Linked DNA regions of Homo sapiens: region 1 is linked to region 2. Evidence: read pairs that join two places in POLR2A ChIA-PET (ENCODE). Cell type or tissue: HepG2. All regions are shown on one strand. Links, peaks and the distances in the headings refer to the core of each region. The heading gives the core; the rest is flanking DNA. Region 1 has its middle 22 kb from the start of PPM1H. Region 2 overlaps PPM1H (protein phosphatase, Mg2+/Mn2+ dependent 1H).

Region 1 (4,392 bases), core at 296-4,295, 140 kb after region 2:
AAGCCCAAAGCCTCTTTAGTCAGCTTGTGGTAAATGCTGCCAGGCCTGGGACTCACCCTTCAGAGCACTGGGCTCTCCTCTGGCCAAGGGCAGGTCCAGAAATGCTGACAAGAGCCTAGGCCTGGATTCAGGGATGCCATGAGCCTGCTTGTTGCTCTACCCCACAGTGGCCAAACTGGTATCTAAGGTGCAGACAGAGTCCCCTTTTCTTTCCACCCCCCGATTTTCTCAAACAGAAGGAGTCTTTCACCATAGCCACCCCCGTTGGGAATGTGTTGGGTCATTACTGAAGCTAGCACATCTCAGAGCCCAAAACCCTCAGCATATTACCTGGGTATTGCTGTTGGTTACTCAGGGCCCAGGGGCTCTTTATTTAGCAAGTGATCAATCCTGCCAGGTCTCTGCTGTGACGGGGCAGCACTGAGTCCAATGTAAAGTCCCTTAGTCACTGCACTCTACATCTCCCAAGCATACATGTATTTTTAGTGGAGACAGGGTTTCGCCATATTGGCCAGGCTCATCTCGAACTCCTGACCTCAGGTGATCTGCCTGCCTTGGCCTCCCAAAGTGCTAGGATTACAGGCGTGAGCCACCGCACCCTGCCATAAATGATGTAGGTTTCTATTCAGCCATCTTGCTCTGCCTCATCTGTTAGTATATGTAATTGGGATCAAAAGCATTTGTTTTTGTTTTTAACCTTTTTAAAATTTAATATTCTCATCTTAGCGCAAGATCAATACCTGGCAAATATAAAAGAGTAAGGCTATTGTTCACCAAATCAATTATCTGGTAATAAGATATTGGAGCTCCTAAGTGGCTGCTGCCAGGGGATGGGGAAGAGATGGTGCAATAACTCCCTTAGCCACCTGCCTGGTGTCTCAGTAGGTCATGTGCCTCCCCAGTCCACTGGCTCTGAGACCAGCTCAGTACTAGGACTTGCAGACCATGTGGCCTAGACTGCCTCTCAAGTTCTCTTAGGACCCCAGAGCACTTCAGCCTGTGATGGCAAAGCTTGCTAGAACTCAAGCTCCAACCATGGAGGGAGCATCTGGACTGACCCTAGCCTGTGGGACCTGTTTGAGTGAGCGATTTCTGTCTGGCTACAGCCAGTCCAAATGTTCTATCTATACGCAGATGTCAGCTCAGTATAGCCTGGTTCTGCTTTCCGCTATGACAGGGCAGCACTGAGTGCAATGCAAAGGCTCAAAGTCTCTGTGTTCTCCCTCTACCAAACCCAGAGATCCTCCATGCTGCATGGCTGCTGCAGGGGATAGGGGAGTGGTGGCATCAGCAATTCAAGACTGTCTTTCCTGTCCTCTTTAATGTCTCTTTTAGCAATATGAAGTTAAAACTAGACACTGTGATTGCTCACCTGATTTTTTATTCTTGTGATGGTGCTTTTGATGTGTAGTTAGCTGCTAAAATTTGGTGTTCTTGCAGAGGGTATAAATGGTGTAGGCTTTTTTTGTTTGTTTGTTTGTTTGTTTTTTGAGATGAGGTCTGGTTCTGTTGCCCAGGCTGGAGTGCAGTGAGAGTAATCTCAGCTCATTGCAACCTCTGCCTTCCAGGTTCACATGATTCTCGTGCCTCAGCCTCCCAAGCAGCTGGGATTACAGGTGCCTGCCACCACGCCTGGCTAATTTTTGTATTTTTAGTAGAGAGGGTTTCACCATGTTGGCCAGGCTGGTCTTAAACTACTGACCTCAAGTGATCTGCCCGCCTCGGCCTCCCAGAGTGCTAGGATTACAGGCATGAACCACTGCGCCAGACCATAAATGGTGTAGGTTTCTATTCAACCATCTTGCTCTGCCTCATGTGTCAGTATATGTAATTGGGATCAAAGCATTTGTTTTTGTTTTTAACCTTTTTAAAATTTAATGTTCTCATCTTAGTGCAAGATCAATACCTGGCAAATATGAAAGACTAAGGCTATTATTCACCAAATCAATTCTCTGGTAATAAAATATTGGAGCAAATATTAACTTTAAGACTTGATATACTATACTTAAAAGTTACTAATTCTCATAATATACAGTGTGGAAAGATGAAGGGATTTTGAAAAAAGCAAACAAATTTTTGCTAATATTTACTGATTTTTTAAAACAAACACAAGTAAATACTAAATTTTTAAAAGACTTTTTTATAATTTTAAGGAATTTCTTTTTCAAGACTACATATAATGTTATGTCCATTGTTCTTCCTTTCAGAAATTCTTTTACATTTTCCATTTATTGAATAAGGCTGGTTCCTTTTTTATGATTTTAGAGACAAAAGGATGAAGGTTTTTTTTTTCTTTAAATTATGTTTTGATTATTCTCTGTGTTAAAAAAAAATCATTTTTCTAAGATTATTCCCTACCCTACTCTCTTCTGGAGCAAATCACCCACCCGTTTTTTTTTCATTTTTTTTGTTTTGTTTTGTTTTTTGTTTTGTGGGATAGTGTTGGGTTTCTCCTTCCTTTCAGTTTTCTGTTATTCTAGTTGCTGTCACACAATTTTGTAAGTAGAAGCACTTTTCTTTGAAAACAAATATCTGCTTCTTTGTTTGCTTAGCTTGGAGGTCAGTAAGAAAGACTCCACTGCTTAGTCAGCAGCCCAATTCCAGGGTTAGATTACAGAGGATGGCAGAACATAACAGGCAACAGTTAACTCTTTATGACCATGTTTAAGAAAAGAGCATGAACTGGGAGAGCCTAGCTAAAACCCTGCAAGGTGAAACAGTTTTTCTGCAGAAACAAAACAAAGGTGCTTCCGGCTCTGGGATACCATTTGCATGGTAGAAGAAAAAAATACTATGTTTGACAAAGAGAGATAGTATCAGCCTCTTAAACAACCACTATGTTCCTTTGAATTGGATATCACAATAATTTACATAATGTCAGAACACTGTGTAGAGGAAATACTGGAATGGGTAGTCTATTGGTGATGAAAAACAAAACATAATTTTGAATTGTTGCAGAACACTTGGTTATCTTAATTACAAAGAACAATGATTGCAACACACTGGTTTGTTTTGTTAAAATTTTCTGACAATGACCAGATTAAGCTAAACTTGATAATGACCAGATTAAACTTGTTTTGATCAAGTAGACAGTGTGCCGACTTTTCTTTTTAAGAAGTTCTTAGGTTACTTGGAAAAATACAGAAACTTAACATCCAGTACAGTTGAAAACAAGCAAATTCTATCTTTGCTTTGGAGAATGCTAGAAATAAAAAGCTGTGCAATGGGCCAAGTTTGCCCTTCACGCCACCTCTCTAATTGTACCCACTTCCAGCCCCAGAGGCCATCCCTAAATGCCATTCTGGAGATGATCCTTTTCTGGATTCTTGTCCTCTGGTTTTTCCCTGATTATTCTTACTTTGTCTCAAAGTTTTCTTTTTCTTTCTCCAAACTTAATTATTAGCCGTGTGTCTTGTACCTTGACACTGCATTGGATCATTAAATCTTCATTATGCTGGTCAGAAGAAAAAGTCATGAGTGACTTTCTCAGGCCTGAAAAATGTGCGTGCAGTAGGTTAAACATATCTTATAGATCATGGTCAAAATTGCAATCTTATAGTGGGCCTTTAAAACTGATGAGGGGCAGAGGAGTTCTAATTTCCCCGTTTCTTGTTACAAAAATTATTGAAAACTTGTAACTAAAGCAAGAGAATGGCTCTGTGTTCCTTTTGTGTCTTCCTGGAGCATTGTCTCACAGGCTAACCCAAAATTTGCTTAGTTTTCTAGGGGAATATGTCATTGTTAATTATTTTAATTAGAGCTCACTCTGTGATATTGCTTGATACCTTTAAATTTCTGTCTATTGGAGATGCAAATGATTTCTGTCTGATAGAAAAAAGAAAAACACAGAGGTTATGGTTTTATTGCCCTATAGGACTTCAGCCAGCTTAGTTTCTAATCTCTCAGTCTTCCAACATCCAATCCTCTCTAACTTCAGTCCTTATAAATATCTAGTTTCTCAAATGCTTCCTTCTGGTTCTTTCATCGAGTTAAACAAATTTTGACACATGCCTATCCTGTGCTTATGTGAGAGTCATGTTTTTTTCTTTTGAAAGTTATACCCTGCTGTCCTGAATGAAGACTTAGGGAGGCATATGTTTTCTGGTCACTTCCTACAGAAAGTAACCAGAAAGAAAATAAAGAGCACCCTAGTCACTTTTGGTACACACAGTTTCAATTTAGTAACTAGAATGTCCAATATCATTTAATTTTCAAAATTCTGGATTCTCCTCTTCCAGCGGAGGCCTGCCTCAGGATGGAAGTCTGCACTGGGAACAGGGAGTGTGGTTCTGCTCAACTGCCCTTACGCTCACCAGATGAGTTGTGATTTTGGATCCCATCAGCATCAAAGCGGAATGGGGTATATGGAGAGAGGTAAGGTGTTTGGCCAGG
Region 2 (4,392 bases), core at 179-4,178:
AAAGTCTGGAAAATGCTCTGAAATCCAAAACTTTTGAGCACGGACGTGACATCACAAGTGGAGAATTCTACACCTGATCTCAGTGGGTCATGGTAGAAACACAGGCACACTACATTTGGTTTATTTAGCAACCCCATGGAGAAATAAGACTACCTTCAGACTATGTGTGTAAGCTGCATACAAAACACTAATGAATTCTGTGTTTAAACTTGGGTCTCATTCCCAAGATATCTCATTATGTATATGCAAATAGTCCAAAATCTGAAAAAATCTGAAATCCAAAACACTTCTGGTTTCAAACATTTTGGATAAGGGATACTTAGCCTATATAAGGTTAAATAAATTAATACCAGCAAGGCACTAAAATCGGCGTCTGGTACACGAGTGCTGAGTATTATTTATGGTTTTGGTTTTTTTTTTTAGAAGAAATGAAAGAAGAAAATAAAGTTTATTGCCCTTGACAATGTTCTTCCCACTTAAAGCTGTGGGAAGTCAGATTATAAGTGAAGCAAGAAGAAATTTCCATCTCAACATGATTTATTTTCCTTGCACCTTACATTTTGCCACAGTGGGAAACTATAGTGAAACCATGTTGTGTTCTCAGCTACTATGTACATTTTGGTCAAACCTGGTCTTCAGAGTAATCCAACACCCACCAATAAGGGGCCTTTAAAGGGATTCTAGCTGACATCAGCCTCCTCAATTCCTGGTTTTAAAATCATCCATCTTAATCACTGGCAAGAGTTCTATGTCCCTAGAACTAAAAGAGTTTTGAAAGAAACCACTGCATTACTAAAAAAAAAAAAAAAAAAAAGAAAAAAAAAAAAACTAAAAAAAAGAAAAAAAAAAAAAAAAACTGGCCAGGCGCAGTGGTTCATGCCTATTATCCCAGCACTTTGGGAGGCTGAGGCGGGCAGATCATAAGGTCAGGAGATCCAGACCATCCTGGCTAACACGGTGAAACCCCGTCTCTACTAAAAATACAAAAAATTAGCCGGGCGTGGTGGCGGGCGCCTGTAGTCCCAGCTACCCAGGAGGCTGAGGCAGGAGAATGGCGTGAACCTGGCAGGCGGAGCTTGCAGTGAGCCAAGATAGCGCCACTGCACTCCAGTCTGGACAACAGAGAGAGACCCTGTCTCAAAAAAAAACAAACAAACAAACAAAAAAAAAACTAAGAAGAAAAGAAAATTCTTATTTTCTTCACATGTGCAGAACAAGGAACAAAATTTTAGCATAATAAAATGAGATGAATAAAAGGCTGCTCCTATTGCATTTTTATAGCTGACATCATTGCAGGGAGCCAACTGCCTGATGAGGGCGAAATATTCCAAAGGGCTGCTGTTGTAGAACCAGAAGCAACCTTCATTTCATGTTTCGGGGGTGAAAGAGTACTTCTTACAAAAACAGATAAAAAGAATGGCAAAACCTCAGTTCGGAAAGTTGAAATAGTCCCTTTCTCATGTTCCTTTTGCCTTTCCCTGCCCCATTTTGATCCTATTTGCCTGGAGTTCCCACAGTGCTGCCCCGTCCTCTGCTGAGAAAGATAATCAGCTTTCCTCTCCCCTGCTGATGGTCTTGGCCGAGATGCTGACACAGCCATCTCCTGTTATTGTAATTAGACACTGAACTAGCAGATACTGAAACCACACACTTTGATGTGTTTTGGCTAAATTAAACAACACAAGGGTGCTCCTAAGGAAGTAGACTTGGAATGCATGTGTTCAGAAGTCTAGTCTCAAGCCAAAAACAATCTGTTCGAAATAGGGAGTCAGACGTGGGCAAAAAAATTTCCTGGTTATGGCCACAATACCCTAAATATTTCCCACCCACGCATCTTATGTAAGTACACGCACTTCTTAACACTAGGTTATGACATGCCTTTCAGAGTGATCTCTTTCTCCTTCCACAGAGAAGTCACTTGGTACCCTCCTCCTCTTATCTCATTCCTGGAATGACTAAATATTTGGGAACTAAGAAGAAAAAGCTCTTGGAAAAGCTGTGTTTTCACCTGAGTATGGCAATCAGTATGATAAATAAAGACTCTTTATAACCTTCCAAGTCAAAGGAAAGAAGAGCTAGCAATGGTGATTCATGTGCACAAATCTTGAGCTGGTTAATTAAAAAGCCTTCTGTGGGAATCAGGAGGCCATTGGGAATAAGGTATTGTCCTCAACAAGCTTACAGCAGCTTTCCTAAGAGACAGTCTCATGAAAGTGTCTTTTGGAAGTGCTAGAATTGTAGATTTCCTTCTTTCCTGGCCACCCATCCTGTTTCCAAATCAGTTCTCAGAGGTAGGCATGTCAAGAGGCTTGCACATTGCCAAAGAGTATCTATTTGCTATTTGCCAGACTGTGGGCTTATAGCTCTTCACATTAAGCTACCCAAAAATGATCCAGGCACAAGAAAAGTTCCACCTTCATTTGTCATTGAGAACGCCCTTCTCTACTATACTACATACCTGCTTCATCAAATATCTCAAAATGTTGCTTTTTCTTTTTCTTTTTTTTTTTTTTTTTGAGATGGAGTCTCACTCAGTTGCCCAGGCTGGAGTGCAGTGGTGTGATCTTGGCCCACTGTAACCTCCACCTCCTGGGTTCAAGCAATTCTCCTGCCTCAGACTCCCAAGAAGCTGGGAATACAGGCATATGCCACCAAGCCCAGCTAATTTTTTGTGTTTCAGTAGAGACGGGGTTTCACTGTTTTGCCCAGGCTAGTTGCGAACTCCTGAGCTCAGGGAATCCACCTTGCCTCGGCCTCCAAAAGTGCTGGGAGTACAGGCGTGAGCCACTGCGCCGGCCAAAACATTGCTTTTTTTTTTTTTTTTTTGAGATGGAGTCTCACTCTGTCGCCAGGCTGGAGTGCAGTGGCGTGATCTCAGCTCACTGCAACCTCTGCCCTCCAAGTTAAAGTGATTCTCCTGCCTCAGCCTCCCGAGTAACTGGCATTACAGGCGCCTGCCACTGCACCCGGCTAATTTTTTGTATTTTTAGTAAAGATGGGTTCACCTTCTTGGCCAGGCTTGTCTTGAACTCCTGAACTCATGATCCACCTGCCTCGGCCTCCCAAAGTGCTGGGATTACAGGCGTGAGCCACCGTACCTGGCCAAACATTGCTTTCTTAACCCCAAAGGAGAAATGTTTATTGTTTCTGTATTATAAGTTATATCACTAAACTCTTAATTAAAAGACAAAACAGAACAAAACCTAGATCCATTCAAGAGTGTTGGAGATGGAGACTAGAAAACTTCAACCACATCCCCTTACATTTCTTCAGGCTAAAATACTACAGTGCAGAACACCTTAAAACATTTAAATTTGTGTGCCTTTTAAGTTTGTTTTGTTGTTGTTGTTGTTGTTTTACTTATTTCAAACATTGCTTCTTTAGCTCCTGACTTTTTACTTATATGCAGATGAAACCCGAAATTAATTTGTATTTTATTTCTTTTAAGTCAGGTGCCACTGTCAAGAGCTCAAACACGAGTCGGTTCCAAGATGGCCGAATGGAAACAGCTCTGGTGTGCAGCTCCCAGTGGGATTGATGCAGAAGACAGTGATTTCTGCATTTCGAACTGAGGTACCTGGTTCATCTCATTGGGACTGGTTGGACAGTGAGTGCAGCCCAAAGAGGGCGAGCCGAAGCAGGGTGGGGCATTGCCTCACCTGGGAAGCGCAAGGGGTCGGGGAATTCCCTTTCCCAGCCAAGGGAATCCATGGCAGATTGTACCTGGAAAATCAGGACACTCCCGCCCAAATACTGCGCTTTTCCAATGGCCTTAGCAAATGGCACCTGGCTTAGCAGGTCCCACACCTAAGAAGCCTTGCTCACTGCTAGCGCAGCAGTCTGAGATCAACCGGTGAGGCAGCAGCCTAGTAGGGGGAGAGGCGTCTGCCACTGCTGAAGCTTGAGTAGGTAAACAAAGCGGCTGGGGAAGCTCGAACTGGGCAGAGCCCACCACAGCTCTGCAAGGCCTGCTGCCTCTGTAGACCCCACCTCTGAGGGCAGGGCGTAGATGAACAAAAGGCAGCAGAAACTTCTGCAACTTAAAAGTCCCTGTCTATGAAGAGAGTAGTGGTTCTCCCAGCACAGAGTTTGAGATCTGAGAATGGACAGACTGCCTCCTCAAGTGGGTCCCTGAACCCCGAGTAGCCTAACTGGGAGGCACCTCCCATTAGGGGCCGACTGACACCTCATACGGCTGGGTGCCCCTCTGAGACAAAGCTTCCAGAGGAACGATCAGGCAGCAACATTTGCCGTTCTGCAATATTGCGGTTCTGCAGCCTCCGCTGGTGATACCTAAGCAAATAGGGTCTGGAGTGGAACTCCAGGAAACTCCAACAGACCTGCAGCTGAGGAACCTGACTCTTAGAAGGAAAACTAACAAACAGAAAGGAA

The links. Peaks named below come from ENCODE experiments on the same cell type or tissue, not always from the same donor. Only the 100,000 strongest peaks of a DNase experiment are listed, where the experiment ranks them.
Region 1: POLR2A ChIA-PET joins it to region 2 with 5 read pairs; 3 of 35 experiments call an interaction of 5 or more read pairs at or near these places.

Annotation. Positions count from the first base shown.
Region 1 is chr12:62,954,768-62,959,159 of GRCh38, forward strand. No RefSeq gene overlaps it. Among named protein-coding and RNA genes, the nearest start is that of PPM1H, 22 kb to the left of the region's middle. In HepG2, for the core only: no CTCF peak of the experiment used is centred there; a DNase peak (open chromatin) is centred at 2,594; H3K4me3 peaks cover 239 bases.
Region 2 is chr12:62,816,323-62,820,714 of GRCh38, forward strand. The region is part of intron 2 of PPM1H (protein phosphatase, Mg2+/Mn2+ dependent 1H); the gene reads right to left. Among named protein-coding and RNA genes, the nearest start is that of PPM1H, 120 kb to the right of the region's middle. In HepG2, for the core only: no CTCF peak of the experiment used is centred there; no DNase peak of the experiment used is centred there.